Regions from separate parts of the Homo sapiens genome. Here region 1 is linked to region 2. The links are chromatin contacts, found by Hi-C or POLR2A ChIA-PET in ENCODE. All regions are on one chromosome and are shown on one strand. The core of a region is the stretch at or near the end of the contact, and the rest is flanking DNA. Distances in the headings are between cores, read along the strand shown. Region 1 holds the start of LRRD1 (leucine rich repeats and death domain containing 1). Region 2 holds the start of CYP51A1 (cytochrome P450 family 51 subfamily A member 1).

Region 1 (5,687 bases), core at 1,348-3,847, 45 kb before region 2:
ATGTAACAAATGTGCACATGTCCCTGAATTAAAAATAAAATTTGTAATTATTTTTAAAATTAAAAAAACCCAAGGCAATTGTTTTTAAAACATGTCTCCCCTAGAGCATACCAAATGCTTTGCCACAGAATTATGTAATTATGCCATGAACTCAATTTTATGAGCAAATAAGTATAATTTCAATCCAGTAACCAGCAAATCCGTTGTTGACTTTTGGAATATGCTATGTTATGTTTCATAGCGTGCCTTCCTAGTTATATTTTACAGATGTTGGTATTTTTGTTTGTATTTACTGATTATATACCAGTTGGACAGTGGAAGGGAAAGAACCTAAAATGATAAATCACCTGCAGATAGAAAAATGAGTAAATAATTTTCACCTAAATCAAATGTGTGCCATTTTCCCTTTCTGGGTTTTTTGCTTTCAATTAATACTAAATTTAGTTTTGTACACATAACCATTAGGAGGAAGAAAAGCCAACCTGTATCTTTATTTTAGCCAGTTCTCTAACAATTAATTATATATATTTAAAAGTTGGATTTTATCTGAGCTTTGGTTTACCTGTTATTTACTTTTTAAAAATACATGGGTGTTCGTACACCATATATATTCTTTTATATAACAGTTTGAAAGAGTTTTCCTGATTGCAGTGAAGTTAATGTTCCCCCTTTTTTAGTCATTAACAGTCAAATGAATAGTTAAATATATTAAAGATACAGAAATAGAAAATTTACAAGATGGATTAAATAAACACTTATAGGAGTTACTATGACAAAATATTTTGAAACTTACTTTCGAGTTATAAATAAAATTATTAAAGATAAAATTCCAACCTGTTCTCTCATGTGGAGTTTAAATCGCAAGTCGGAAACTTAGGATTTAGGCTAAAGAACGAATGTAAAGGGGAAGAAAACTGTATTCCAAAAACAAAAGGTTATATAAATTGCCAAATTAAGAAGGTTTTTTCACCTCTACCTTATGCTGAGTGAAGAAGGTAAGTATACTAAGCAGCTGCTTTTAATGCCTTTTATTTAAACAAAACAACGAAATCCATAGACTTCTGGAATACCAGCAAATTGTATGTGTTTTCAGTTAGTCATCATGTTATATTAACAGTTCATTAAACAAATGACAATTTGTAAATTCAGTCCACAGAATAGCATACTGAAAGGCTACACATGTAGAATTATTAGATAAAAAGGAACATCACTGCCCTTCATAAATTCTAGAAAGTTCATTGCATTCATTATTCACCTTTAAATTCAAAACTGGAATTTGATGATGATTGCAACTGCAGCTGAGGGCCATAAACTAAAACAATTTACTGGGTGTGGAAAAGGGGGCTGGGAAGAGCCGTGGGCTAACCATCCTGTTAACAAGGAGTGTCTCCTCATGAAGGTGGCAGCCACCAGAACGAGGTGCTGCCTCCTACCCTACAAATAGCAAGGGCCCATGCAAATGAAAAGTGAGCCTTTGAGATGAGTCTAGATAATAATGCATTGGAGATTTCCTGTTAAACTAGCACTCTTAAGAACATAGTGGCATTTTATTTCAATCATAGTATAAAACTCACTGGTTTATTCAATTTTATTATATTTTAGATGTTGGTATTAATATACCAAGCAAGATTCTTTTTAAGTTTTCTATTTCCCCTTTCTAAAAGCTCTATATCGGGTTCTTCAATTACATTCTCAAATTATACAAATACTACATGTTTTCTGACAAATACCGTATTTTGGTAATGTTAGGCTGGAAGTAAACTAGAGTCTTTCTGTAACTTTGACTTATCCTGCAATGTTTGGATGATGGGACACATCACCCTGGGAACTGTCTCAAAGCACAACCACATCTTAGGGCCCTACGCTCACTCCCCAAAGGCAGATCCGCCTCCAAAACTCCAAATCCTCATGGTCTCAGGCATCCCTTTTAAACACGGGCACAATCGTCACCTCTTTGAAATGAGAGCGTGCTTGATTATTCCTGGCCTCCAGTTGCTGGCCTTCATCCGGTGTTGGGGTGGGGGAGCCTGTCGGTTCCTGAAAAATAGCTCGGGGATAACTAAGACAAAAGACCCTGAGGAGCTCTGCCTCAACTGTGGCAAGCTGGGTCTTCCACGTCACCAAGTGTCATTTTCACCGTGCCTGTATGGTCCGCTGTTCATCCTGTTAGCGGACCCCGAAATCAGGCAGGAAAATAAAGCTCAGTGGGAGGGCCTCGGAGCAAGACAATCCCACCAAGATGGACTCGGGTTGATTAACGTGAGTGAACCTCTGAGGACCAGAATCCAGACTAGTAATTCTCCATCCCGGCTGCTCGTTAGATGCCCGGACCGACCCCCCCAGACCAATTCAATCAGAACATTCGGAGGGGCTTGTAAAATCTCCCGGGGAGATTCCGGTACGAAAGCCAAAGACTCAGACGCCCGTTCTCCACCCGCCTGCAGCGGCCAGCGCGGGTCCCTCTTAGGGAATTGAATGCAGGCCCCAGGCCTCCTCCTCGAGTATCCCAGTGTGACCGATGGCCAGCTCACAAACGCGCAGTGGGTGCGGCCGCGCCAGGGCGCAGCGGAGCAGAGGGCCCGGCCGCTTTCGGCCTGGGAAAGAGGAGCCACGGCCCGGAGAGGCGTCAGTGCTGGGCTGCGCCTGCGGAGGTCCTCGCAATTGCTGGACTCAACCGCGCGCGCCCCCTACCGGTCCTGCGAAGGAGCCGCAGCCGCCGCGGGAGGCCACAGGTGAAGCGAAGGGTGTGTCTTACTTCAGCAGCCCTGTAAGCCACGCCCAGATTCTCTCTCATTTTCCCACTTCTCATGGCTTTGCATGCTGTCCCACGTTACGTTAGCCTGTACTGAATGTCTCTTTTTCCACATTTAGAAAACAATTTGTTGATGCTGCAAGACATGAAAAAGTACTGTAACTCCCTGAATGTGCATGTCTTTCAGATAGGTAACAAATTACATTGGGCCATTGTTCAACTTTATTAATATTTGTTAAAACATAATTTGCATATATTTTTGCCTATCAAATTGGCAATATTTGTATGTATGTATGTATGTATTTATTTATTTTTTGCGACAGAGTTTCGCGCTTGTTGCCCAGGCTGGAGTGCAGTGGTGCAATCTCGGCTCATTGCAACCTCTGCCTCCTGGGTTCAAGTAATTCTCCTGTCTCAGCCTCCCGAGTAATTAGGATTACAGGCGCGCGCCGCCACGACCGGCTAATTTTGTATTTTTAGTAGAGACGGGGTTTCACCCTGTTGGCCAGGCTGGTCTCGAACTCCTGACCTCAAGTGATCTGCCTGCCTCGCCCCCTCAAAGTGGTGGGATTACAGGCGTGAACCACCGCGCCCAGCCATGTTTTTAAGTGAGATTCTTAATGCTTGTGAAAATAATGAGAGACTTTTTCATATAGTTTTTTGTTTGTCTTTTGAGACGGAGTTTTGCTCTTGTTGCCCAGGCTGGAGTGCAATGGCGTGATCTCGGCTCACCGCAACCTCCACCGCCCGGGTTCAAGCGATTCTCCTGCCGCAGCCTCCCGAGTAGCTGGGACTACAGGCGCCCGCCACTACGCCTGGCTAATTTTTTGTATTTTTAGTACAGACGGGGTTTCACCGTGTTAGCCAGGATGGTCTCGATCTCCTGATCTCGTGATCTGCACGCCTGGGCCTCTCAAGGTGCATATACATTTTTAAAATGTTGTGTATCAGCCTTTAAAATGCTCATATGGAAACAAATAATTGGTGGCAGCCTCTTCAATGCAATATTTTGCAGCTATAAAAATAGCTTTTCAAATAATATTTTATTTCAAATCACTGCATGTTAACCACTATGTATATTCTGGATTAATGGAAATTTCATTGCATATCTGTGCTGTTTAAAGAATAACACCCTTTCTTCCCCTCCCAAGTTCTGTATCATCAAATATAGTCAGGCAGATGTAGGTCAAAATATCATCTTTGTTACTGATAAAATAGTTTAGAGAAAATGGTGTTGATCTGCAGCTAAGTAGACTGCAATAATTTGCTCAGGAATTTGGCATAATTAGTCTGTCATCACACACAACCTTGGCCTCCCCACACAAGTATACAGTCCCCTTATTCTATGGAAGACAGCTGACTAGAACATAAATCTTGCAAGCAGACAGCCTTGAAAGTAAGAGCCCAGAAGGAGCTGAGCTCATGAGTCATCTGCCTGTCTTCTCCACAGAGGAGAAATTGTAGCAATAAAGCTCCAGGTCAGGGGCATTATGTGTAGAATTTCCTCCACAAGGAAATATGAAGCCAGGGAAGGCAATTATATCCCCATATGTTCTCAAGAAGAAGAAGAAAATCTGAACAAACCACTAACCATTAAAGAGAGCACAAAATAAATTTTACTGAACCTTCAGGGAATGCATTATCCCAAAATATGTAAAATGCTTCAACAAATAGCTAATTAGAATAGGCTTCCCAGCTCATTCTATGATGGTAGTATAACCTTGAAACCAAAACTGGACAAAGAGTATTAAAAAAAAATCAGCAAAATTACTAATGAACATGGGCATAAAAAATCTGAGTAAATGTTACATTTACTCAGTAATATAATGTGACCAGATTTATAATATATAATAATTGATAAGTAATGTCATATTATGTTACTATGTATTAATATTCATTACCATGTATAAACTATAGTAATTAGTAATATATTATTTATATATCATTTGTATATTACTTGTATAAGTAATAAATTTCTTATATTTTTATTATTTATATATTATACAAGTAATATATTCTTGTTTTATATATATATATATATACACACACAAACACACAAGTATTATATCATAACCAAGTTTGACTTATCCAAGAAATGCCTCATGCTTAATAATCTATTAATGTGGCCAGGCATGGTGGCTTACACCTGTAATCTCAGCACTTTGGGAGGCTGAGGCGAGTGGATCACCTGAGGTCAGGAGTTCGAGACCAGCCTGACTAACATGCAGAAACCCCATCTCTACTAAAAATACAAAATTAGCCCAGCATAGTGGCATGCACCTGTAGTCCCAGCTACTCAGGAGGCTGAGGCAGGAGAATCACTTGAACCTGGAAGGCGGAGGTTGCAGTGAGCCGAGATTGCACCACTGCACTCCAGTCTGGGCAACAGAGCAAGACTTTGTCTCAAAAAAAAAAAAAAAATGAGAGAATCTCTTAATGTAATATACCACACCAGTGATTAAAGGAACAAGACAAAGATAGCTGGTATTATCTCTACTATTCCACTTTGTACTAAAGGGGTTAAAAAATGCAATAAGACACTAAAATAAGTAAGTCATACAATTGGAAACAACTGTCAATACTTAGAATATTGTCTTTATAGAAAGTCTAGGAGAATGTATAAAGTTGTTAGAACTAATAAGAGAACCTAGTCAGATTGCTACATACAAGACCAACATATAAAAATTAGTAGTAGTTTCTATATGACAGTATTTTAAAAACTAAAAAAAGATATTATTCTCCATCGCAAAAGAAATATGCCATGTTATTAAATAGGAAGACTCAATACCATGGGTATATCACTTCTTTCCCAAATAAAGTTACAAATTTAATTTAATTCTAACTGAAATCCAAGCAAGATACTTTGTGGAACTTGACATACTTATCCTAAAATTGATCTGGCTATGTAAAGAACTGAGAATAACCACCATAGTTT
Region 2 (5,948 bases), core at 2,493-4,992:
CCATGTTGGCCAGGCTGGTTTCAAACTCCTGACCTCAAATGATCCACCCACCTCGGCCTCCCAAAATGTTGAGATTACAGGTGTGAGCCACCATGCCCAGCCAGACTCCATCTTGCTTCTAACCTCCAAGCTGTCTTTGTTCATTCCTGGGTGTAGGCTGAACGAACTTTGGGAGAAACTAACTTAGTTTGTAGTTTATAGTTTAAACAAAGACAGTAACAGCCCTTTCTCAAAACAGGCCTCCTTCTTGCCTGGGAACTATACTAACATTAGCCACAGGATTAAAAATTATGACTTAGGAGTCATGCAGCTGGAGGCTGTAAGATTCTGACCCTCCCTAAACTGCTCTTAAGATCAGTGTTTGAGATATTTTGCAGACCCTGCACTTGATGGATCAGCTGGCACCACCGACTAATAAACTGGCTTATCTGATGTTGTGGCCTCCACTCAGGAACTGACTGAAGGCAGGAAGACAGCTTCAACTCCCTGTGATTTCACCCCTGACCAATCACCACACCTGGCTCACTGGCTACCCCCCAACTCCCACCCACCAAGTTATCCTTAAAAACTCTGCTCTCCAAATGCTCAGGGAGACTGATTTGAGTAATAAAACTCCAGTCTCCCACACAGCTGGCTCTGCGTGAATTACTTTATTGCAACTCCCCTGCCTTGATGAATTGGCTCTGTCTAGGCAGCAGGCAAGGTGAACCCCTTGGGTGGTTACATTAGGACTTAAAATAATAAATTATTAAGAACCCTAGAGAGTCATTTTTTTAAATGGATTATATCTATCAAAACTTACAGTATTACAAATTAAAATAAATGAAAATGTTTATTGAAAATAATTATTTACATAAATAATGTCATTTCATGAATATAGCTATATTTTCTTTTTTTTTTTTTTCGAGACGGTGTCTTGCTCTGTCACTCAGGCTGGAGTGCAGTGGCACAATCTCGGCTCACTGCAACCTCCACCTTGCGAGTTCAAGCGATTCTCCTGCCTCAGCCTCCTGAGTAGCTGGGATTACAGGCACGCGCCACCATGCCTGGCTAATTTTTGTATTTTTAGTAGAGATGGTGTTTCACCATGTTGGTCAGGCTGGTCTCAAACTCCTGAACTTGTGATCTACCCACCAGGGCCTCCCAAAGTGGTGGGATTACAGGAGTAAGCCACCGCACCCGGCCTATAGCTATATTTTCAAAAATAAAATATTAGTGAGAAGAATGGCATAGTTTTAGATTTTTGTAAATCTCTTTTACACCTGGCTTAATAGAAGACTGTTGGGTTCTTTTTTCTTTTTTAATTTTTTATTTCCATAGGGTTTTAAGAAATGTGGTATTTGGTTACATGAGTAAGTTCTTTAGTGGTGATTTGTGAGATTTTGGTGCAACCATCGCCGAGTAGTATACACTGAACCCAATTTGTAATCTTTTATCCCTCACCCCCTTCCACCCTTTCCCTGAGTCCCCATAGTCCATTGTGTCATTCTTATGCCTTTGCATCCTCATAGCTTAGCTCTCACTTAGGAGTGAGAACATATGATGTTTTGTTTTCCATTCCTGAGTTACTTCACTTAGAATAATAGTCTTCAATCCCATCCAGGTTGCTGAAAATGCCATTCATTCATTCCTTTTTGTGACCACGTAGCATTCCATTCCATATATAAATATATAAATATATATTTATATATATCACAGTTTCTTTCTTTTTTTTTTTTTTTTTTTTGAGACAGAGTTTTGCTCTTGTTGCCCAGGCTGGAGTACAGTGACGCAATCTCGGCTCACTGCAACCTTTGCCTCCCAGGTTCAAGTGATTCTCCTGCCTCAGCCTCCCGAGTAGCTGGGATTAAAGGCGTCTGCCACCACGTCCGGCTAATATTTTGTATTTTTAGTAGAGACGAGGTTTCATCATGTTGGTGAGGCTGGTCTCGAACTCTTGACCTCAGGTGATCCTCCCGCCTCGGCCTCCCAAAGTGCAGGGATTACAGGCGTGAGCCACCGCGACTGGACGGAAGAAACGGTGAAACTTTTAAGGTGGTAGAATTATAGGATCTGATGACTGATTAGATGAAGCATGGAGAGGGCAACAGTGTGCACAGTGATGCCTTTTCTTCACAGGCATTATAGGAGGGACAGGTTGGTAGGAGGAGGCAACGGGTTTAGTTTTGGATTTACTGACCGGGGATGAGTGTTAGCTCTCTAGGTAGAGGTGTTCCGCAGGCAACTGGTGTTGCGGGACAAATCATAGACGGGAGAGACCGAGCAGAGTTCAGGAGAGCCTTTATTATTAAGGTGATCACCGGCTCAGTCGGACTAGGGTCCAGAAAGTCTGAGCCCCGAACAAAGGGATCAATCACCTTTTAAGCAGTTTGTGTTGGGAGTTACGTGTTGCATGAAGTGTACTTGCAGAAGCAAGAACAAAGGCAGTAAATTACTCTTACATTTGTTACACCATATGTCTTACGTCCTTGGGAATACATGCTTTTGTAACACTTGCTAATCAGTTTTGTGACTTTACAGCAGCGCTAGGGAGGGAAGCAAGAACTCGCTGTGCCTCAAGGAATGTGAAACGATGGAACACAGATAAGCCTCTCCACGCATAGGGGAGAAATAAGCAGTTAATATACTCTTAACCCAGGCCTTGGGTAGGGGAGGTGCTATATTACATTCTACCTCAAAGGAAAAGAATATACTTCTTGATTAGTATACTTATAAAATTCATTAATTTCCCTTTCACTGGATATTCCTACTAATTCCCCCAGGGCCTTGCAGTTTTGTCTCATTCGCTGCTCTATCCCCTAGCTTAGCACAAAACCTAGTTCTTAACATTGATTAAATAAATGAATCCGGTCAGGTGCTCCCGTGGGTGATCTGGAAGGAGTTAAATTTGGTAGTCATGGGAGACGCTTCTGTGAAGCCATAGGAGCGAAGATTGATTGTGGCGGCAGGACTGAACTCAGCTTCTGAATCTTTCTAGCCGCTAAACCTACAGACTAAGTGGCGTCCTTGGGGAATGCTGCCTCAAACGGCTCGCGACGTCCTAAAACATGTACATTTATTTTGGAAAATCTGTTTTCGTAAAACCTAGCATACTTAATCACCAACATTTGTTAACTTCATGGTGGCATATTAATACCTGTCAGGTTGATTTTAGTTGGAGTGGGACGGGGCTGACCTCACCGTCCTACCCTTCGGTATGAGGCCGGCGTCTTCACGACCTCGCTTTTCACAACCCCAGTCCCCGAGGGCTTATTTGGGGCTGTCGGAGTCCCCAAGACGTGGCCCCGGAGAAGGGTGAGGTGCCACAGTTCGAGGTGCCCCAGTACCCTGCGTCCGGACAGGGGGCGGTGCTCACGCCCAAGGCCCCGCTGACGCGATGTAGGCCGAGATCACCTCAGGCGCTCGCGGTGCAATCACAGAGCGCGCCGTCGCCGCTCGAGCTCGCCCTGAGATCCCTCCGCTCAGCGCCTTCAACGCCGTGTCCCGGCACCCCGCACCCGGGCACACAAAAAACGGGTCGCCCGCGATTCTCAGGGATTGATCGCCTCTTCAGGTAAGTTATCTTCCGGCCCCGTACCACTGTGCCACAGGCGCAGCCCGCTTCCTCAGGTGCCCTATCCCGCGCAAGAAGACCACGGCTTCACAGAGTGTTATTTAAGGGGCGTGGCCAGCGGAACATCCCGCCCCATTCTGTGACGCACGGGGTGGCGCGCGTGGGACCCGAGGGGTGGGGCTGGGTTTAGTAGGAGACCTGGGGCAAGGCCCCCTGTGGACGACCATCTGCCAGCTTCTCTCGTTCCGTCGATTGGGAGGAGCGGTGGCGACCTCGGCCTTCAGTGTTTCCGACGGAGTGAATGGCGGCGGCGGCTGGGATGCTGCTGCTGGGCTTGCTGCAGGCGGGTGGGTCGGTGCTGGGCCAGGCGATGGAGAAGGTGACAGGCGGCAACCTCTTGTCCATGCTGCTGATCGCCTGCGCCTTCACCCTCAGCCTGGTCTACCTGATCCGTCTGGCCGCCGGCCACCTGGTCCAGCTGCCCGCAGGGGTGGTACGTACATTCTTTAGGGTCTGAGTGGGGCGCGCGCCGCAGCTGAGGCGGCCGAAGGGCTGGCGTGGGCGGCTCCGTGGCCCCGACCGGCTCAGTGGATGGCAAGGGCGGGGGCGACTGCGGCCATGCTTGGCGTGGCTTTGGTGGCAGGCGCGCTGGGGGCTGGAGTAGTGGCTGCGGCGGCGGCACTGCTGCTGGTGGCGCTGGCTGTAGCACCCGCCATTGCCTTGTGTTGGGGGGCGGTGCTGGCCTCCCCGGCTGTGTATCTGATCCTAGACGGGGTCGTGGTTGCGGCATTTGTGGTTGTAGCGGTCTGTACTGACCGCAGCAGTGGTGCCCCTAGTGGCGGTGGCTGGATTGGCGGCTGTGGGTTTGAACGACCCGGTGGTCGTTGGGGCCCTTGGTGGGGGTCCTGACGGAGATGCTGTTGGCAGCTGGCCCGTCATCCTGGAGGCTGCCCTGTGTGGTTCAGTGTTCTGTGGGCTGTAGCAGTGCCCCTAATGGTGGTTTATACCCATATTAAGGAGGATGTGTAGAGTGTGGTAATGGTAGTGACTGGAGTGTGGTAAGGGCCTTCCTCTGATGCTAATAATGTAACAGTTTCTCGGCCGGGAGCAGTGGCTCACGCCTGTAATCCCAGCACTTCGGGAGGCCGAAGCGGGCGGATCACCTGAGGTCAGGAGTTCCAGACCAGCCTGAACAACATGGAGAAACCCCATCTCTACTAAAATACAACAAAACAAAACAAAAATTAGCTGGATGTGGTGGCACACGCCTGTAGTCCCAGCTGCTTGGGAAGCTGAGGCCCGAGAATCACTTGAACCTAGGAGGCGGAGGTTGCAGTAAACCGAGATTGCGCCACTGGACTCCAGTCTGGGCGACAGAATGAGACTCCGTCTCAAAAAAAAAAAAAATCATTTTCTTCAATTTAACAGCCTTATTAACCTAGCTTTCAATCTCCCAAATGTTATTTGATTGTGCCTTTTACAGTCAGCAATAAGTAGCTTTTGAAAACTACCCTTTTACTGACAATGCAATGTACAAACTTTTGACCAAGTAGCTTTTAAAATAATTTTTGTTTGAACCATACCAGGCATAAGAAAGAGTTATTTATTTATTTATTTTTTTCCTACACATGGGATCTTTAAGGAAATGATATTTGTCTCTGGGAAGACAAAGTTACTTTTAGTGTTTAAAGATAGTTCTATTAGCTGAGGTGTACTGTGAGGTTGTGGTGCTCCTTTCTATTTGAGACCACCAGAGAATTGAGGAGTATTACCCTTTTTCATTATTTTGTTTGATTTTCAGGATACTTAATGTTGTAATCTGCAGGTCTCATTTTGTGGCATCTAAAGAAACTTTTATGAAGAATGCTAGAGTTCTTGCTAGAGCTGATCTACTCTCTTAAAAACTCTAAAATCAGTGGCTCTAGTTCACTTGCAGTGAGAGAAGCATGAGATTGATTGTTTACTGAGAAGTAAATATAGCTTCTTAAACATTTCCCTTCTTTCTATACTACAAGTTACTGCTTGTCTTTTTCTATACCTTCTTTAAGCAAGTATCTGGGACTAAAATTGTGAGTAGTAGTAGTAGTAAGTAGTGAAGAAACAATATAGTGGGCCCTCTGGGGACACGAATTCCACATTTGGGAATTCAGCCAAGTGTAGATCTAAAATACCCAGGGGAAAAAAACCCAATACAAAATAACACAACAATAAAAAATAATACAAATAAAAAAACACAGTTTAATAACAGTTTATATAGCCTTTACATTGTATTGGGTATTGTAAGTAATATAGAAATGGTTTAAGGTATATGAGAGGATGTGCATAGGTTATACGCAAATACTTTGCCATTTTATATAAGGGACTTGAGGATCCCTGGATACAAATCTGTGAGGGG

The links. Hi-C counts contacts between places; a loop is a spot of excess contacts on that map. ChIA-PET counts read pairs that join two places held with the same protein, here RNA polymerase II (POLR2A). Pooled maps may share reads with other maps.
Region 1: a loop to region 2 is called in a map of CD8-positive, alpha-beta T cell, with 9 times the contacts of the local background. The contact joins the promoter of LRRD1 here to the promoter of CYP51A1 in region 2. A Hi-C loop is called at or near these places in 16 of 168 maps with a recorded cell type or tissue (B cell, CD4-positive, alpha-beta T cell, CD4-positive, alpha-beta memory T cell and 9 more), 9 of 37 single-sample maps with no recorded cell type and 31 of 50 pooled maps. POLR2A ChIA-PET finds 5 or more read pairs at or near these places in 10 of 52 experiments (CD4-positive, alpha-beta T cell, H1, HEK293T and 6 more).

Annotation. Positions count from the first base shown.
Region 1 is chr7:92,176,052-92,181,738 of GRCh38, reverse strand. It overlaps LRRD1 (leucine rich repeats and death domain containing 1), which reads left to right and starts at 2,597. Exons shown (of 6, transcript NM_001161528.2): 1 at 2,597-2,732. CYP51A1-AS1 (CYP51A1 antisense RNA 1) reads right to left here. Exons shown (of 3, transcript NR_122110.1): 3 at 1,014-2,888. RefSeq lists a silencer at 2,627-2,736.
Region 2 is chr7:92,132,271-92,138,218 of GRCh38, reverse strand. It overlaps CYP51A1 (cytochrome P450 family 51 subfamily A member 1), which reads left to right and starts at 3,742. Exons shown (of 10, transcript NM_000786.4): 1 at 3,742-4,046. The coding sequence starts at 3,855. It overlaps CYP51A1-AS1 (CYP51A1 antisense RNA 1), which reads right to left and starts at 3,656. Exons shown (of 3, transcript NR_122110.1): 1 at 3,137-3,656. RefSeq lists silencers at 177-377, 397-597, 577-777 and enhancers at 2,754-3,580, 3,117-3,776, 4,147-4,196, 4,357-4,406, 3,581-4,407.